2 separate regions of the Homo sapiens genome follow, and region 2 is linked to region 1. Evidence: chromatin loops called from intact Hi-C (ENCODE). Cell type or tissue: K562. All regions are shown on one strand.

Region 1 (5,000 bases):
GCACAGTGGCTTACACCTGTAATCCCAACACTTTGGGAGGCCAAGGTGGGAGGATCACTTGAGACCAGCAGTTCGAGAACAGCCTGAGCAATATAGTGAGACTGCCCCTACAAAAAATAAAAAAATTGGCCAGGTGTGGTGGCTCACGCCTGTAATCCCAGCACTTTGGAAGCCAAGGTGGGTGGATCATGAGGTCAAGAGATCGAGACCATCCTGGCCAACATGGTGAAACCTCGTCTCTACTAAAAATGCAAAAATTAGCTGGGCGTGGTGGTGGGCGCCTGTAGTCCCAGCTACTCAGGAGGCTGAGGCAGGAGAATCACTTGAACCCGGGAGGTGGAGGTTGCAGTGAGCCAAGATTGCACCACTGCACTCCAGCCTGGTGACAGAGTGAGTCTCCATCTCAAAAAAAAAAATTAAAAAAAAAAAAAAAATTAGCTAGGCCTGGCGTCACACACTTGTGGTCCCAGCTTCTTGGGAGGCTGAGCTGGGGGGGATGGCTTGAGTCCAGGAGTTCAAAGCTGCAGTGAACAGTGATCACACCACTGCACTCCAGCCTTGGACAACGAAGCAAGACCCTGTCTTGAAACAAACAGAAAATGTTGGAAAAAATAAAGATTCCTATGTATTTTTGATAGTCGCTTTTTCCCAGGACTGTTACTAAATAGCAAGTTGCATCAGCTCTGGGCCACCTCAGGGTACATGATAGGGGTGCACAGTGGTGTAGACAGTGCAAACCAGCTATCCACTTCATCAGAACCTTTTTTTCTTTGATGGTATTTGAAAGCTTTATTCCATCGCTGGAACAGGTTGAGAAATTATGTAAATTCCTCTTTCTAGAAGAAACTGTTTTGGAGTCATACTTAAGTCCATCATTCATTCATTCATTCATTCATTCATTTTATTTTTCGTTGAGATAGGGTTTCACTATGTTGCTCCGGCTGGTCTCGAACTCCTGGCCTCAAGAGATCCTCAGCCTCCCAAAGTCCTGGGATTACAGGCGTGAACCACCATGCCAGGCCCCTAAATCCACCTTTTAAAATAAGCTTATGCTGTCACTTCCATGACAACTGTTCAGTTTGTTTTGGAAAGATAAAAATCCCCCACAGTGTGGAAGACCCCACCTGTGGACACAGGCAAAGGCCCCTCAGGGTGGGGTGCAGCTTACCGGGTACCCAAGCCGCTCAGGCCTATGGCAGATCCCCTGTCTGCCTGCTTTGCTTAGAGTAAACAGATGTGGGGCCTTGCTAAGTGTTTAAGTATGGCTCCAAAGCAATTTCTTCTAGAAAGCCATCCTCTGTGATCCCTGGGAATGGGCACACGGCAACCTTCACAGTTGCAGGTCCTTCCAGAGGGAAGCTTCATGCCCCAAAGAAGGAAGTGCCTTTTGCACATTTGCTAGCATCTGTGGCCAGGGGAGAAGAGCCAGCCCTGACATGCATATCCCAGTGGAGCAAAGCACCCACCCTCTGCAGCTCGTCAGAATACATTTAACTCCCATTTTCAAAGCTGAAACTATGCCTGACCACCTAGAAGCCACCAGCTGGTGAAGCATGGAGATAGAAATGTTTCACATTATCCAACAGGTTCAGCCTGGGTCAGGGCCAGACAGCACCCTGCTACACAACCATGGCCACACATCTGTCTACTCTGGAAGTAAGCTTGATTTCCAAGGCTCTCTCACCTAAAGTAAGATATTCTATAAAATATAGATTTCAGTTTTCTTTAGAAGAATTACTAGAGTTACCCTATAAAAGAAATGGACAGACAAAAAGGGAGTAGCTTCCTCCACACTGCTGAATTTTGCCCCAAGCAATCTAAGCAGACAGTAGGAAGGTGTTTTCTTTTGTGGCATGGCTGGCTTGTTCCATCTTTGTCCTAGATGCTGGGCCTGTGCCATTTAAACACTTTGCGGCACAGCTTGGCATGTCCGTACCTTCTTATATCCACAAAGAAACTGCAAATTCCTTAGATTTTGAAGTGATATGTGGTTGTGTAGCCACAGCAACATTGAGCACATGGCATTGCTCACTAAAGACTTGACTGCCACCAGAACTGGCTCAGCAGCCAGGACTCACACAGCTTTGCAAGTGACAGGATGTGTGCAGGCCCCAGGGGGTCATTTCACAGGAGAGAGGAGAGGGGAGAGAGTGCAGATCACTACTACCTCACTGGCCATGTAGGTGTAGAGAACTTTGCCTTTGATGACAAACCAGAGCTTCTTCCAGTGCCGCTTGCCCCTCTTACACCGGCTGAGATAGCCACTGATGGCAGAGCCCTCTCCAGAGGCAGCCACCTGGCAGGAGGGAAGCAGAGCGGTCAGCCCACCCCGGTGGTCAGGCACAGTTCAAACAGAGCACAATTCAAAATGACACTGCAAACCATTTGGCTGACTACTTATACTGCTTTGACACTGGATAAGGTCTCAGGATCTATCCAGTACCAAAGTCAGCAAGATAGTGCTTCATGCTTTGAGAAACAGGATTTAATGAATGGACCCAGCTGACTTTGGGAATGCTGATGCTGCCCTCTAGTGGTTTTTCAGATTCTTGGTTCCCTCTCAACCTAAGCCCCTCAACTCAAGAAACTTCGTTCAGGTACTTCGGCGAAAGGTTCTTCCTTCTAAAATTAACTCTTGCACTTTCAACTTATCTCTTCCTCACATTTAGGGAGGGATCCTCTTTGTACTGTTGCCTAAAAGGTATTATAGTCTCCTGCCTAGTGGGGTGTGTGCAGCGTTAAGTCCTTTTATTATTATTACTACTCTTTGTGGTGGCGGGGGGTAGTAGTATTCTGTCCACAGGCTTTATGTGGTGAGGAACGCAGGCTTGGAGTTAATACCAACCTGGATTTCCCATTCAGGCTCTACCAATTACTAGGTGGTTAATGATGAGCAATTTGCTGACTTCTTCTAAGTCTCAATTTCCTTACTAGTAAAAGAGGAATGCAATGTAAAAAATGTGAGGTTTATACATATATGTGATTATGAAATGATCTCTAAGACAAATTAAGTGGAGAAAACAGAAGAGATTCTGTATAATATGTTGTCTTCTGGGTAGAAAAAGAAGATCTATGAATGTACATCTGTATTATGTATGTGCATGAAAATTTCCACAAGGTTCCATAAGAAACTTGATGGCAGTGGGATTGAGGGAGGCTGGGAAGGATGAGAAACTCACTTTTCATCATATGTGCTGTTTTGTACTTTTTTGGGAAAAATGTTTAACCATGTATGTGTTTTTTTTTTTTTTTTTTTTTTTTTTTTGAGACAGAGTCTTGCTGTGTCGCCAGGCTGGTGTGCAGTGGCGCCATCTCAGCTCACTGCAACCTTCACCTCCCTGAGGTTCAAGCGATTCTCCTGCCTCAGCCTCCCGAGTAGCTGGGACTACAGCTGCATGACACCACACCCGGCTGATTTTTGTATTTTTAGTAGAGATGGGGTTTCACTGTGTTAGCCAAGATGGTCTGGATCTCCCGACCTCGTGATCTGCCCACCTCAGCCTCCCAAAGTGCTGGGATTACAGGCGTGAGCCACCGCGCCCGGCCGTATGTGTGATTTCCAAGATTTTTAATTTGCAAAAGGAACAAGTTAATGGATAAAACTGTACCTATTTAAATTTTCCATTCCCTAACACTTTTTTAAACCCTTGCTACCTGCTACTTGATATTAATGGACTAACTTGGAAGCAGCTGATCACACTTGTGGACTCCTTGTGTATTCACAGACATACATTGGTCTGTGGTTGTGAATGGAAATACAGACATACAATCTGGTCCTATTTGTGGGATACAATTGAGTTTAGCCAGTTCTGAAGTTTCCTGCGGAGCCCATGGCCTCCAGGGACGTCAACACCTGAGCCGGGTTGGGACCCCTAGGATGAGGGGATGACATGGAAGGACCAACACAGGAATTTGGCTCCTTTAGAATGAAGAGCCCCCGTGATCTGTGCAGTCTGCTTGGGTACTAGATCTAAGCTATGGGGCAGGAGAAAAAGGAGAGAAAAGAAAGAGGAGGAGGGGAGAGGTAGAGAGAAGGATGGGAAAGATGTCGCCTAGCACCATCACTGTCAAGTCGGTCCTCGTAGCTGGGATGCTTCCATTAGGAATGCTCTGTCTGGAAGAGACTGGTCAGGCTGGGACAGGGCAGGGTCTGACTCCGTCTACCCAGGATGACCATGAACCTTCCAAATGCCCTACTTCCCACTTGGGTAGCCCTGCCTGCTTTACCTCTGTCAGGGCTGAAGGGACTTTCTTCTGCTTCTTGAAGGTCGAGGGGTTAATGCTCTGGAAGACGGATGAAAAGGCACTGCCCGAGAAGCGGGGTGAAGACAGCGGGAAGCTCATGCTCACAGGCCGCTCTGTAACTGAAAGAAGCCACATGGAAGGGAGGTGAGAGGCGTGCCTGCGGCTTGTCTTTGGAACACTGATTCCTGTAAAATCCCTCTAGGAATGTGAGCCATGGGGGTTAAGTGGGACCTGAAAGTCAAGCACTCTTCCTCCCTCCCTCCTGCAGGAACAGACAAAGGCTATGGGGGCTGGGGAGGGGACGCTTTTCCAGGGCGCTGGACAGCCCTTCACCTCCAGGCCTCCAGGTAGCAGGGACTGGGCTGTCTTCTCTGATGACCTTAGTCCAGCCCCGTGGAGTGGAGGCCAGGGAAAGACTTTAGTTTTAGGCCCAAGATACACCTGCTCTCCTTCCTGGGAACTTGACCCTGCTTGGGCAAGGCCTGTCCCTTCAGCACTGACCAGGTCTCTCAGGGGCCGGCTCAGCTTCCCAAGGCTCCTGTGTGGAACAGCTTCACCCCTCCCTGACCCCAGCTCCTCTGCTGCCACGCTTATATAGTCCTTAGTCCCAGAAAGGCGCTACAGGCACAGGCCTATAGGATACTTGACAAGAGGGCCTCTATGGTAAAGGACACAGGAGCTCCCTGCCTCTGTCCCCTTACACACACACTGATTCCTAAGCTTAGCTACCCACAGAGCTCTTCTTCTGGGGACAC
Region 2 (5,000 bases), 110 kb before region 1:
CCCACCACCAAGAGAAAACCTGGAAATTCATCAACAGAGGACAGACTAAAGTAGGAGTCTTCATATGATGAACTGCTAGAGACTCATTTAAAAAACGATAATACAAACCTGTATTTACTGACCAGGAAAGACATCCATGACATATTGCTCAATAAAAGTTTAAAAGGAGATTATAAAACAGCAAGTATAGATGTGTATATAAAGTATTGGGAAAATGTTCACCACGCTAACAGTTGGGCTCTGGGTATTGGGATTTGAGGTGATTTTTTCTTATTTTTTGTACTGCTCTAATTTCCAGTGTTCATTTAGCATTATAAATAAAGCAGTAAAATAGCTTTCATTTTGAAGAAACTTGGGGTGGAGGGTGCACCACAATGCTGCCCTGGAGGGCCACTGAACACTGTGTATCTCAAGTGTCCCACGTGACCAGGCCATTCCCCAGCCAGGACTGGATCTCAGGTGAGCAAGTGGAGCATGTGCCAGGACTCTACTGCAGTGCCATGTGTGACAGCCCAAACCGGAAACACCCTACCTTTTCATTAGCAGGGAAATAGGAACCATAGAAAATGAAGAAGAGTACGTATTGTTATTGTATATTACATGAAAAAAGGTTACAAAACCTTTGGTATTTTATGATCCCAATTACAATACATAAAAAATTTCTGGAAGTGAATACGCAAAATGTTAATAGTAGGTATCTGGACAGTGCTTTTTTGTTTTTGTTTTTTTGAGATAGTGTCTTGCTCTGTCATCCAGGCTGCAGTGGAGTGATGTGATCACAGCTCACTGCAACCGCAACCTCCCAGGCTCAAGTGAGTCTCCCACCTCAGACTTCTGAGTAACTGGGACTACAGGTGCACACCACCGCACCTGACTAATTTTTCATTTTTTTGTCATAGAGATGGGGTCTCACTATGTTGCCCAGGGTGGTTTCAAACTCCTGGGCTCAAACAATCCTGCTGCCTCAGTGTCCCAAAGTGTTGGAATTACAGGTGTGAGTCACCACGCCCTGCCCCTGGATAGTGCTTTTTAAAAAGTTTTCTTTTTCCTTTTTCCTTTCTAGAACATTCTAAATTTTTCTAGAGTGAATACTGCTTATTTTTAAAATGGGAAAATGTATTCATACTATGCAGGTAGCATTCCAGCACCAGCATCCATTCACTCAGCCACAATGAGTCGCTGTGCTCCAATCTTGCAGGGCACACGAAGGTGTAAGGGACCTGCCATCTCAGCTGGGCCTTAGGGGCTGGCTAAGATTTCTATCAGCAGAGATACAAAGAATGGGGAGGGATGGGAGGCATTTCAGGAGGAATAATCAATATGAGAAAAGGCACAAGGATGGGGAAGAGTAAAAAATGGATATTCCAGACAGTAAATATCAAGATAAAGAAAAAATGAATATGCAAACAGGATGTAAAACACTCTAGGCCCTTTTCTTTGAGAACTATCTCGAGTGAATTTCTGAGCCCTATAAGAAAGCCTCCCTTATCATTTTGGGCTCCAAGTAACCTGTCGTCACCCTACCCAACCCTGGGTCCCTGACTGGACAGGAGTGACTCATGATGTTTTCAGACACATTGTATCTACTTTCCAAGGCCACAGAATCACTGCTGTCAAAGTGATTCTCGAGTGTGCTGTGGCTCTGCCAGTAGCCCCAGAGGGCCATTTCCAGCCATCTTTTGGCCATGGGAACTGTGGGGGAGCAGGCCTGTGGCCTCCTAGGAGGACAACCTGACTGTATACCTGGCTGGATGTATAAATTCTGGGTGTGGATGCATTCCCTGACAGTCCCATTCTCTATGTATTGAGGCTGAAGTTATTCTAGATTCATGATGAAGTCTTCAATGATTCCAGTAGAAAATGGATCTTGCTTTTGTAAAAGCCACATCTGGGCAACAGAAGTGCGCCAAAAGGAGAAGCAGGCTCTTGTCTACCAGCAGGACCAGCCAGCCATAAGACACCCCCAGTCACACCAGAGAAATGACTGGGACTGTCCTGGTTTTAGTGCTGAAAGACTAAGAGCTGGTTACCCTGCTGGGGGGCAAAATCATTTGAGAAGCACTGGGCCAGAAGGGGTAGCCCCCAGGGGCATCTGTGTTCCATGGGGCTCCTGGAGACTGAGGTCTGTGCAGAGGACACATGTCGGGAAGGTGGGCCTGTGTGTCTTCCCAGGCTGTCAATTTTGTTCCAATGTTTATTTTAGGGGGACATGGTGGGGAGGGAAACAGGAAATACTTTACTTGAAAGGGTCTCAGAAATTCATGTAGCTTCTGGTAGGTCAGAAGTTGTCATAGGAAAGCAGCACTCTTCCATCCTTGGCTGGAAAGCCTGCCAATGCATTCTGACCTTTGGCAGATCTGAACAATTTTCCTGCCTAAAGCTGCACGAGAAAGGGTTTTTTTTTGTTGTTTTTTTTTTTGTTTTTTGAGAAGGAGTCTCACTCTGTCACCCAGGCTGGAGTGCAGTGGCGTGATCTCAGCTCACTGCAACCTCTGCCCACCCTACCAGGTTCAAGAGATTCTCCTGCCTCAGCCTCCCCAGTAGCTGGGATTACAGGCGCCTACCACCGTGCCTGGCTAATTTTTTTTTAAATATTTTTAGTAGAGACGGGGTTTCACCATCTTGGCCAGGCTGGTCTTGAACTCGTGACCTCCTGATCCACCCGCCTCAGCCTCCCAAAGTGCTGGGATTACAGGCGTGAGCCACCGTGCCCGGTCCTAATTTTTATACACATATTTTTACTGCACATTAATTACAAATAATACCACTAATTTGCACCCAAACAAACTTTTTTCCATTAGTTTATCTGAGGGTAAAATGACTTTATATAACTCATCCACTCCTTTATAGGGGTCAGATTTGATTTCTGTCAATAAGAATTTTCTGTCAATAAGCACTTTTCTGTCAAGTACTCTAGCACTGCCTCTTCAATGGATGCTGACCAGAGGAGCAGACCTTTCAAACTATTCTGGACAAAGGAATCTCCATGAGAACTCAAGCCTCATGTACAGTGTTAGCCCCAGAACAGGCCACACAGCATCTGTTCCAACTCCTCCAATTAAAGAGTAGCAATCTGAGGCCTCGCTCACAGTCACACAGCAAAACTGGAATCAGCCACAGTCCTGGCCCTCCTGCTGGCACTGTCTACACTCTACACCACCTCTAGCATTCAAGAATTATCTCTAGCTCTTGGGAGCTTGGAAAAAACAAAGAAAACTCAAGAATTAGAGTGTGATCCAATGGAGGCTCTATCAGGCTGCTAAAAATGGAAAGGTTAACATAATTTATATTAGAAACTGCAGACTCAGCCACACTCCTTGCAGCCCCAAGCAAGAGCGCATATGCCTGAATGCCTCACCGGTAGGTGTCTTCTGAGTAGGTTTTCTGAACATAGTCCTGCAACTCCATCTGTGCCTTTTCTTGGAATTTTTCAATCTGGCTTGTGCTGGTCAAACCTGGATGATCTGAAAACAGAAAAGTACCCCCCCCCAGTTCCCTCTGTATTTGAAAAGTCTCACTTGTAGACTTCTTAGTACTTTTAGTCAAACTTCTGCAAACTTCTTAAGTACAACAAATTGAACTCAAAGACTGATCTAGTTTGGGTATTATTAGAACACTGGCTTTTCCTCTGTTTTCTGCCCAGGCCTGAAGTTCCTGGGAGCGGGTCGGGGACCCTGAGTGGATCCCAGTCTGAACAGCCCCACATGATTGGTTCTGGACATCTGGCTTCCTACTACCCTAGAAAACACATAGTTTTAAAAACTATCACATAAAATTACAAATTGTCATTTACTTTCTAAATAATTATATAATTTGTCCCAATTTTATTAGCTATTTTGTTGTTTGTGAGTGAAGGGCTGGGAAGGAAGACAAAAAGGTTAAGCTGTGTCCAACCCCTTACTGTGAGGTGAACAATTAGCCTAAGTGACTTTTCCAGAGGACTTGAGAGAACAGTTAATAAGGGGAGTGAGGCCAGCCCAGGCATCGTGATTGCTGCCTCTTCATCTCCTGCGAACATACCTTTTAGCATGCTCTGCAGTGCTATACACAGTCTGTGGGCAAACAAGTGGAACTTCAATGTGTACTGGATTATATGCGCTAACAAAACTTGGAAACTGGCAAAGGGCCGGAAAAAAAAGAAAGGACATCGGGTGGCAGCACACTTTTGTATGGTGTAGTCTTGTTTGGCCAATGGTTTAATTAGGACACAGATTAAATCTATTCAGTGCGTGACATCATCAGGCACTGCAGCATATTTCTTTGGGGCTGTAAAGGCAAGAATTTAAAAGCGTTTATGTATTTATCTAGCAAAACACCTATCATAAGAACACTAGGTCACATACAATCTGCAGGGCTCTTTCTACACCAATGATGACAACATGTTCACGTTCAGAAACATCAGTAGATACAGGTGGAAAGGGGTCATGCATCCCCACCGCATATCTTACCGGGGCTAAAGAGAACTATAGCTTTAAGGTATGCATACTCATAGCCATCTATATCCAGCTTCGCCATGCTGTTACAGAACTCCTGCAGCTTCCAGATGTGCTCCATGACTTGCTTTATCCGGTCACCAGAAAGTTTATCTAGAAACCAACATCACAGATCCTGAGAAAGGCTGGTAAGAACAATAAAACCAGCTTATTTGAGGGGCCACATATGGAAAGAAATGGGACCATTTCACTTTTTAATGAAAAATCAGTAATCTCAAGGTGAACAAGAGCTTCATTTTCCAGCTGCAGATGAAGTGACAAGAGGTACCCAAATTCTGCTCCAATATGGGTTCTGCCTCAATAACAAATCCCTAGACCAGTGATTCTCCCTGACCCTGCTGCCAGGCAGCTGGCCTGTAGGTGTACATTGTGAATTTCTTTTATTGTGTACCTGAGTAATAATTCCTTTATTCTGAAGACTCACAGCTTATATACTTGGTTAGGTTTTTTAAGTCTCTGCAGGCACCTGAACATTAAATGCTGGTAATTTTTAGTTGTCAAAACAAT

What was found. Hi-C counts contacts between places; a loop is a spot of excess contacts. Peaks named below come from ENCODE experiments on the same cell type or tissue, not always from the same donor. Only the 100,000 strongest peaks of a DNase experiment are listed, where the experiment ranks them.
Region 2: it touches region 1 in a loop (8-fold over the local background); 23 of 110 quality-filtered maps call a loop at or near these places.

What each region holds. Positions count from the first base shown.
Region 1 is chr3:14,923,366-14,928,365 of GRCh38, reverse strand. It overlaps FGD5 (FYVE, RhoGEF and PH domain containing 5), which reads right to left. Exons shown (of 20, transcript NM_152536.4): 17 at 4,228-4,358; 18 at 2,168-2,296. LOC105376963 (a long non-coding RNA gene) reads left to right here and starts at 4,304. Exons shown (of 4, transcript XR_007095829.1): 1 at 4,304-4,389. RefSeq lists silencers at 2,430-2,724, 4,002-4,181. In K562, a CTCF peak has its summit at 2,533 (motif pointing left); a DNase peak (open chromatin) is centred at 2,525; H3K27me3 peaks cover 1,433 bases.
Region 2 is chr3:15,037,586-15,042,585 of GRCh38, reverse strand. NR2C2 (nuclear receptor subfamily 2 group C member 2) reads right to left here. Exons shown (of 14, transcript NM_001291694.2): 12 at 4,449-4,586; 13 at 3,359-3,464. It also overlaps a transcript of MRPS25 not described here. Among named protein-coding and RNA genes, the nearest start is that of MRPS25, 25 kb to the left of the region's middle. In K562, a CTCF peak has its summit at 1,193; a DNase peak (open chromatin) is centred at 1,535.